2 separate regions of the Mus musculus genome follow, and region 2 is linked to region 1. Evidence: chromatin contacts called from ENCODE Hi-C or POLR2A ChIA-PET data. All regions are on one chromosome and are shown on one strand. Each heading gives the region's core, a stretch centred on a gene start or an enhancer-like site at or near the end of the contact. The rest is flanking DNA. Distances are from core to core; before and after follow the strand shown. Region 1 holds the start of Atp5d (ATP synthase, H+ transporting, mitochondrial F1 complex, delta subunit). Region 2 holds the start of Gadd45b (growth arrest and DNA-damage-inducible 45 beta).

Region 1 (4,518 bases), core at 851-3,350:
GCCTGACTCGTGGACGGAGCCCGGAGCCCTCGGCTGGAATCCCCCAGCGATGACCATGGGCTGTATCCCCTGCCTAGAAAGCTCCAGGCCCTGGGTTCCATCGTGGGTATTGTTAAATAATGAGATATGAGAGAAGACAAGACACACCCCTTCATCTGGAGAAGGGGCAAGATGGAAGTCCAACCCGGAAACGTGGGTCCTTCAGACCGGCTCCCTCCTACACCAAGGCTATCTTACCCTAAAGGCTTAGCTCCTCAACCGTCATTTCTCCATGTCTTCCTGCCCAGCTATGGCGAGGTCAGCTGCTGGCTTTACTCTGTGCCCCAGATGACCACATCTTTGTCATGGCAGGCTGGGCAAGCTTCTTCCCTTTGCTTTCTCCCTGCCCTTCTCAAACCTGAACGTCTATGCATCCTGGGCCACACTCACCAAAGTACTTAGTCGTGGTGCCGTCTTCTGTGTGAACCACTACCAGCCCAGGCCGTAGGACCTGTAGTGTGGGGACATGGGATGCCAAGATGCCAAAGGCTCCAGTCAGCGTAGGCACGTCCACTTGCTTGACGTTGGCACTGTCAAAGAACACCTGCAGAGAGTGTACACCATGGGGTAGGCATTATCCCATGCCTGCTGTACAGTGGGCACAGAGAGGATGGAATTCTGATGGGACACAGACACTACCAAGAGCTGACATTAGACTCAGCTTGCTCACCTGTGAAATGTCTATGTCTAAAAGAGTGTCTAGAAGAGGTGACTGAAACAGAGGGCAATGCAGTGTAGTGCAGCGTGCTGATCCAGCCCCTGGTATGGGGTTTCTGAGAAACCCAAAGGCTGTCTCACAACCACTCAGGAAGTTGCTATGAGGTAGTCAAAAGTGTAAAACCAACCCAGGCTTACAAATAGCATGGCTGTAAGTTGGTAAAACCTTGGCTAAGGTCTATCCAATTAAGGATATTAGGTCCAGGGCTGGAGAGATGGCTCAGTGGGTAAGAGCACTTCCGAAGGTCCTGAGTTCAAATCTCAGCAACCACATGGTGGCTCACAACCACCCATAATGAGAACTGATGCCCTCTTCTGGTTTGTCTGAAAACAAACAGTTTACTTACATACAATAAATAAGTAAATCTTTAAAGAAAAAAAAAAAAAAGGATATTTGGTCCAGGCAAACCCAACAGGATGAGGAGCTTCGGTCAATCCCAGGTGACCCCAACAGTGGCCAGGCTTCTGTTCTGAGTCCAAATCTCCTTCAGGATCTGGGTCCAGGCAATTTCCAAGAGCTCCAGGTCTGGGTACTGGTGACCCCTATCTGGGCAACAGCTTGGGGACTTGGGGAATCCCCCACGGGTAGAAACTGTGAGCCATGTAAAACCCAAAGGCATTGCTCTGTGCTCCATTGTTCATCCTAGCTCCAAGTGACACCACCTAAGCCTTGAGTAGAGCCTGGGGTTCATATCAATCTCGGGTACAACACCCAAGGACAGGGCCTGAGTGACCACCACCAAGGTGTAGAGCCTAGAACACCCCAAAACAGAAGGGTTTGTGAAGGCAAAATCTGGGTTCCAGATATAGGTGATCCACCTCCCAGAGGGTGGAGTCTTATGTCCAGGTGACGCCCTTAGGGGTGGAGCATGAAGTTTCAGTGAACACTGAGGTCGAGCCCTGGGTCCAGGTGACCCCATCCAGGGGTGAGGTCTGGGGTGGGGGGAGGTTCACAGGGCCCCATGGGGATGAAACAAATGACCTAATACAAGAGAACCTCTTCCACGGGTCAGATCAGGGGCTTGACGAGTCTGGGGGATGTGAGTTCGTACCTGCGTCGGGGAGGCAAAGGTGAAGGACATCTGTCCGGGCCCGGCGGCGGGGGCAGGTGCAGCGGCGGCCTCGGCGTATGTACGCGCCTGAAGCATCAGGCGGCGCAGGCCCGGGTGACGAAGCAGTGAGGCGGGCAACATGGTGGCGGAAAAGTCAGTGGACTCTAGCTTCGCGGGCGGCCGACACACTGGGCAAGCGAGGCGGCCTTCAGGGAGGGAGAAGGACGACGCGCGGTGCCTTCTGGGAGGCGCAGTTCCCACAAGAACGCACGCGCACAGGATTCTCCGAAGGCTGCGCGATGCAGTACGCGCTGAGCATTCTGGGAGGTATACTTTCCCTTGGCCCCACCCCTTGCAGTGATGCCTAGAAGTGGGATCCTCCTATGCCGGGTGGGTCATTCTGGGAATTGTAGTTTTCTTCGCCTTCTAACAGCAAACGACTCTGGGTTCTTGGGATGCGGTTCTTTCTGCAAACGAACATATTCCCTCAGGAGGGGAATGTTTGCGCGGAAATGATATGGGCTTGATATCAGGTGCCAAGCATTCGAGGCCCAGAAGAAGCAAACCTGTAACGTGTTGGAACAGAAGAATTAAAATGTAGAGTGCGGTGACACACTCTTGCAATCCCCGCACTCGGAACAACCTATTTCCAAAAGTGCATCAAATATAGATGGGCAGTGGTGGCGCGTGCCTTTATTCCCAGCACTTGGGAGGCAGAGGCAGGCGGCTTTCTGAGTTTGAGACCAGCCTGGTCTACAGAGTGAGTTCCAGGACAGCCAACAGCCAGGATTATACAGAAAAATCCTATCTCGAAACACACACACACACACACACACACACACACACACACACACATATATATATATGCATATGCCAGGCGCAGTTAATCCCAACTCCCCGGAGGAAGACTCAAGCGGGGCTCCATGAGTTTGAGACCAACCAGGACTACATCATGAGAAGCTGCTAAATAAATAATTAAATTTCATGATGCCCGCTGCGGTGCGTGCTGGGGAGAGGTCGTGCCAGGAAAGAAGTGCACCGGATGGCGGCAGAGGGCGCGCGAAACCTGGAGATGTACTCGCTCTTCTCCGCAGTCCCCTCCCTGCGGGCCTCCGCCCCTGCGTGCCACTGACGCAGGAGCCCGTGCGCAGGCGGCCAAGGGGCCCCACTGACGCCAGTCTTGTCCGCGCAGCCTCGCTCTCGGTCATGACGTCATCACCCTGCCCCCGCACTCACGCAGGTTCCGGCCTCCGCTCAGCTCTTGGTCCCCATGCCCCACCACGTAGGTTCACAGAAAATGCAGGCATAGGCTTGATGGGGCAAACAGAAGGAAAGCCATTAGCTTTGTTGGATCTTAGAGGAGCAGCTGGCAGCTAGAGGGTCGTGGTCACCCTTGAACCAGAGCCTGGCAGATGCAAGACTACAAGCTAGACTACAAACTTATTCTACTAACTAGAGACTCTGGCACGCAGACCTGCTCAAAAGCCAGCAGTCCTGGCCTTAATCAATCTCTATGAGAGACACCTAGTTCCCAGTCTCTATAATCTGGACAGTTTCCCTGGGCAGTGGGCAGCTAGAAACCCCATTCCCTTCCCTACTCCAGCTCTTAAACAGATACACACGCGCGCGCGCACACACACACACACACACACACACACACACACACACACACACACACCCATACCCGTCCCAGGATCCCATATCTACTCAAATGCTCCATGAAGTAAGAACTCAACGCTAGAAAGATCATGCTTGTCCGGTGGTGAGTGTCCTCTTCCTACCCCCATGGCCACTGTGCCTTACCAGACAAGTCTTCTAAAAACTAAACCTAGGGTGCTGGAGAGATAGTTCAGAGATCAGCAACGAGCACTGTTCTTCCAAGAGACGTGTGCTTCATTCTCAGTGCCCATGGGGGACAGCTAACAGTTGCCTGTAGCTTCAGAAGATCTGACATCCTCCTCTGACCTTCAAAGGCATGTAAATTCACGACCCCCCCCCCCAGAATATTTAGTATTTGGAAAATCCATGTGTTCTGACACACTCATGAGCTTGAGACCAACCTGGTTGGGTTCGGAAGTCTATCCTGGTAGTGCAGGCCAGCCTCGGGTCTGTGGATTAATCCCCTTCACTGAAATGAAAAGGAGGATGGTGTCCTGGAAGTCAGTGTAAGCGACCCACCTTCATGATGACACTTATTTGACTGTGTGGCCAAGCAGGGAATAAGCAGGTATGGTCTGGGAGCATAGGCTCTTTTTTTTTTTTTTTGGTTTTTCGAGACAGGGTTTCTCTGTGTAGCCCTGGCTGTCCTGGAACTCACTCTGTAGACCAGGCTGGCCTCGAACTCAGAGATCCACCTGCATCTGCTTCCGCAGTGCTAGGATTAAAGGCGTGCCCCACCACGCCTGGTGCATAGGCTCTTATAATGAGACTGACCCTGGGTTCGAACCCAGGCACCACCGGGAAGAGAACTGTCTGCAAGTGGAAGGAGTTATAAGGTATGGATCATTCCATAACAGACCTCTATGGATGCAAGTTTAAATGTTATTACATTCATTTAGTTAGTGGGCAAGGGGATAGCAAATCTTTGGGTGTCAAAGGACAACTTGTGAGGGGAGGCACTCTTCCTTTCCTATTCGGGACTGAGGGATGAAACATGGCTGCTTGGGCTCGGCCGCAGGTACCTTAGTTTGCTCAGCTCTTTCACTACAGT
Region 2 (4,546 bases), core at 1,658-4,157, 790 kb before region 1:
CCCCCATGGCTAGTGCTCTAGCAAGCCCAACACCCCAGCTTCTCTCCTTCCCTACCCCACACCCTGCACCCCAGATACCCTTCCCCTCCTCCAAACCCTACACCCGGTCTCTGGGGACTCCCCTCCTTGGGGCTCCCCCCTCGCGTGTGACTCCCAGGGCGCCCCCGGGGATTTTCTCCACCCACGAGGGTTTTGGTGGAAAGGTCGCTGGTAAACTGAGGCTAGCGAAGCAGGGGAGCCCTGGGATGGGCCGGGTAGTTTCGTTTTGGAGAGAGATGCAGCGGGTGCCAAGGCTTCCAGGGTGTTTCCTACTGTTGATTTTAAGCTTGGGGAAAGAATGAAAAAGCATTTTTTTCCCTTTGTGCATCCACAGAGCCCATCCCAGGAACAAGAGACCTAGGGTGCGTCCCCAGGGGAGGACAGGGATCATCCCCCACCCCCCAGAGGCCCCCAGCTGAGCCGCCTCAGGCGTTCTCACCACCTCTCTGGTCTTTCAATTGAGAGGTGGCAGGTCAGTAGGGTGGGGACGGAGATTGCAGTCCTCTTCCCGACGTTCTCAGACCCGGGCTCCAGCACGGTGGGTAACAGTGGGGGATGGGCCGCCAGGTTTCGTAATAAACCCGCGTCTTAATTGCTATGAAGCTGGAGTTGGGTGGTGGCGCCTACAGCAGACGGCAGCAGCGTCTAGAGCTGCTGAGCTCAGAGCTCCTAACAAGGGTTGGTGGCCCATGGCGCGACACAGGGTAGGCAGAAGGGGCCGGTGGGAGCGGGGGTAAAATACAACGAGAACACGAAGGCTTAACGAGTTTATTGGAATGTCTCTGTAGTAGAAATTTTTAAAAATATGCAAGCGATCTGTCTTGCTCAGCACAATATTAAAAATAGATGTGCTGTAGCTGCGAAGTCCCGGGCTCGAGTCCCGGGTCCCGCGGCGAGGGTCGTCGCCCTCCGCTGACTTATGCACAGTTCACTGTCCCGCAGGGTGGGGGACGCCTCACCCCACCCCTGCGGCGGTGTCCAGACCGTCTGCGGCTGCGAGCAGAGGCTGGCTGCAGGACTGCCAGGCCTTGGCTCTAAAGTCTCAGTCTCCTCTTGCCTGAGGTGCCCTCCTTCCGACCTCGGCGACCACCTGTGGTGCTGCTCCTGGCTCCACAGCCCAGAGGGCGGGCGGGCGCACGTGCCCCTCTCCTCATCTCAGTCTCGGTGACTCCGCCCCTCCCAGAAGGTATCACGGGTAGGGTAGCCTTTGAGGGATTGTTCTGGGGGATGAGGGGGCTGTCAAATATGTATTTTATTTACTTTTTTTAGGGGACAGCAACTCGACAGTTGCTTTAGATGTTTGGAGTGGGTCTCAGCGTTCCTCTAGAGAGATATAGGGGACCCATTGGTTATTGCCTCTGCTCTCTTCACAGTAACTGGCCACCTCCACCAAGCCTTGGCTTTTCCAGGAATCTGTATGACAGTTCTGTTGGAGGGAGAAAAAGAAGGGTTTAGTGGGAGTTCTAGGAGTTAGGTAGGGAGCCTCTGTTCAGCGCCAGGGGCCCTACTGGGGAAAAACAGGCTGGCTCAAAATAGCTGCCAGGGTGACTAGGCAGCCCACGGGACATGCCAAGCATGGCTGGGCACTGAGCTGGTGCTGGACCAGCCAGCCCAGCTATGTTGACAAACACGGGACCCAGGTGACCAGGACGGGTGGGTGGGGCGGGGAGAGAGAGAGACAGAGACGTGGGGGGGGGGAGGGCTCACCGTGACCAGGAGGCAGTGCAGGTCTCGGGCTTCGGTTGTGCCCAATGTCTCCGCCGGCTCCCCCAGGAGCTGCGCCAGCCTCTGCATGCCTGATACCCGGACGATGTCAATGTCATTGTCGCAGCAGAACGACTGGATCAGGGTGAAGTGAATCTGCAGAGCGATATCATCCTCCTCTTCTTCGTCTATGGCCAGGAGGCACAAGACCACGCTGTCGGGGTCCCTGCAGGAGAGAAGGAGTGTCAGGGGGTCGTCAGACCAGGAGCGGGTGTCACCGTGCACGGGGTGGGATAGGGGGATATGAGCTCCAGGAACCGCAGGCGGGAAGGGTGGACAAGACCCATCGTGCATCAGGAGTGTATATAAGAACAGCCCCCCAGCCGCAGTACTGCACGGGTGCTGGGGTGGCCGACTATGCAAATACTGATGGCGGTGGGGGAGGAAGCACATAGTCCAAAGTTACTGGGGTTGCCTTGTCAAAACAAAAAACACAAAACCTCAAACTTGCGAAGTCAGGGTTCTGCAGCGACTCTCTTTCCTCCTCCCCAAAAAAAATTCTCTGAGAAATGTCGCCCTCCACTCCCCAAAACCGAGAGCGCTGGGAAAGTCCCCCAAAGCCCCGAGCCCTATAGGGATGTTGGAGCGCGCGTGCATCAGAGGGGCGCCCCCACCCACGCCCGAGAAAGGGGGGTGCTGACTCACACATTCATCAGTTTGGCCGCCTCGTACACCCCCACGGTGAGGCGATCCTGACGCTGCGCGGCCACCAGCAGCTGCTCCACCGCGGCAGTCACCGCCTGCATCCTAAAAGGCCAAATGGGGAGATTAGCCGATGACAGCCCCGCAGACCTCAGGCGGCGGGCGAGAAGACCTCAGCCTCTGTTGTACTCACTTCTGAACCGCGTTGTCGCTCGCCACCAGCTCTTCCAGGGTCATGATGCAGTCACACTCCACAGCGGACCCCCACGGAAGATCCCCAAGAGCAAAGTACAAGTCCAGATACGAACCCAAGAGGCAAAAAAACCTTCCCGTGCGACCAGAAGTGTCGGAGGCCTTCCGGAGGCGGTGGGACTTCCCTTCCCAAGAAAAAAGTAGGGGTAAAAAGAAGATTGCAAAATCCCCCTCGAAATTAATCCAAGAAGACAGAGATGAACGCAGACCCAGGGTTGCTGCGGAGTGAGCGCGCGGGCGCTGCGAGCGGTTTATATGACTTCCCGGGTGGAGGCGTGGCCACTGGAGGCATGCGCTTTCCACCCATTGGTAGATGCACAAAGGGCCGAGTATCCCGCGCTGAGATTGGCTGGAGATGGAAAGGGCGGAGCTCGGAGCTCCGGCGGCCCCACGTGGGGGTCAGGGCTGGGAGGAGCGTGAACGCCAGCAGCGGCGACAGCTAGAAAAGCCAGAGAGCTCTAGAGAGAGAGCTCTAGAGAGAAAAAAAAAAAAAAAAAAAAAAAAAAAAAAACCACAGAAGTTTCTCTCCTGATTTCCCGGCAGCCGCGCTACGCAGGCCGCGCGCGGGGTTTCCAGCGCGAGAGGCTGGCCTGAACTTTCGGGGAGGGCTGTCTGGAATCCCCTCGCTGTCCCCGGAGAGTCCCTAGCCTTTCCCAAGCTCTGAAAGAAGGGATGTGCATGCGCCAGGAGGCTTACTAAGTGTTCTGCCGGCCTTGTAGAGTTGGAGAGTGTTTAAATAACGTCTAGGGTATACAGTAAACGTTTGGTAAGTTTGAGGACGGTGGGATCCTCTCCCCAAAGTGAGAACTACCAAGGCACCCTAGCATCGCCAGCACGAAGGTGCTTTGAGAACGCTCAGCCCTCTAAGGCCAGGGTCGCGGGAGGAGAGGCACACAGGAAGCTTCCTAGTGGTCGTGGTAGGTGGCTTGGCGGTGCCCCAGGGGTCCTGGCTGCAGAGCACTAAGGGATCGCAGGGGGAGAGATCCGGAACCCTTTCTCCCTCCTCCCGGCACCCCGAGAATTTCACGTGTGCACGGGAGGCGCAGGTGAAGAGCCCTCCAGACGCTCTGCGGAGTGACCCTGCCCCCTGCCGGCTGCCTCACCGTCTATCCTCAGATCGATTCGCCACACTTAACCCCTGAGGGGGAAGCCAAGTGGCAAAACCCGAAGGGTACTGACCCGGGGAGAGGTGACTGAAAGGCAGCCGCTCTTATGTCCCTGGCATTTTTGTAGTGCGTAGCATGAAGCACAAGCCCCTTCTTCCACGCGTGTCATTTATCTTTCCAAGATTTGTCAGGCAAAGGAATTGATATCTGCATTATGCAAAATGGAAACTGAGGCTTCCAAGGGCGTTCCAAGCCACAGCTTGAGGGCTGGTAGTCGACAGCAAGGACACGAGCGAGGCAGATAGACCCGCGTGGGATTCTCCCACGGTGCACGGGGGCTCCCGGTGAATCACCCTGAGTCGCCTCCTCCGCCAGCCTGGGTCCTGGCCTCGGCCGCGCGGCTCGGTTCCCCGGATCCCCGGATCCCCCGATCCCGGGTCTGGTGACGCATCCTGCTTCCTCCGCGCCACCCACCCAGCATGCGAAATGTCCCTGGCGTGAGAGGCGCGGCGGCGACACCTGGTGGCCTCATGAGGTCTCTGCTCACGCAGCTTCCGGAAAGGGAGGGGGAGAGAACACTTGGAATGATTTTTTTTTTTTTTTTTTTTTTGAGACAGATTTCTCTGTATAGCCCTGACTGTCCTGGAACTCACTCTGTAGACCAGGCTGGCCTCGAACTCAAGAGATCCGCCTGCCTCTGCCTCCCTAGTGCTTGCTGGGATTAAAGGCGTGGGCCACCACTG

The links. Hi-C counts contacts between places; a loop is a spot of excess contacts on that map. ChIA-PET counts read pairs that join two places held with the same protein, here RNA polymerase II (POLR2A).
Region 2: a map of T-helper 2 cell shows a loop between it and region 1 (3-fold over the local background). The contact joins the promoter of Gadd45b here to the promoter of Atp5d in region 1. A Hi-C loop is called at or near these places in 1 of 37 maps with a recorded cell type or tissue (T-helper 2 cell). POLR2A ChIA-PET finds 5 or more read pairs at or near these places in 1 of 5 experiments (Patski).

What each region holds. Positions count from the first base shown.
Region 1 is chr10:80,139,897-80,144,414 of GRCm38, reverse strand. It overlaps Atp5d (ATP synthase, H+ transporting, mitochondrial F1 complex, delta subunit), which reads right to left and starts at 2,100. Exons shown (of 4, transcript NM_025313.2): 1 at 1,809-2,100; 2 at 430-583. The coding sequence starts at 1,949. It also overlaps a transcript of Cbarp not described here.
Region 2 is chr10:80,928,452-80,932,997 of GRCm38, reverse strand. Gadd45b (growth arrest and DNA-damage-inducible 45 beta) reads right to left here and starts at 2,907. Exons shown (of 4, transcript NM_008655.1): 1 at 2,639-2,907; 2 at 2,449-2,550; 3 at 1,747-1,969; 4 at 794-1,465. The coding sequence starts at 2,682. The coding sequence ends at 1,352.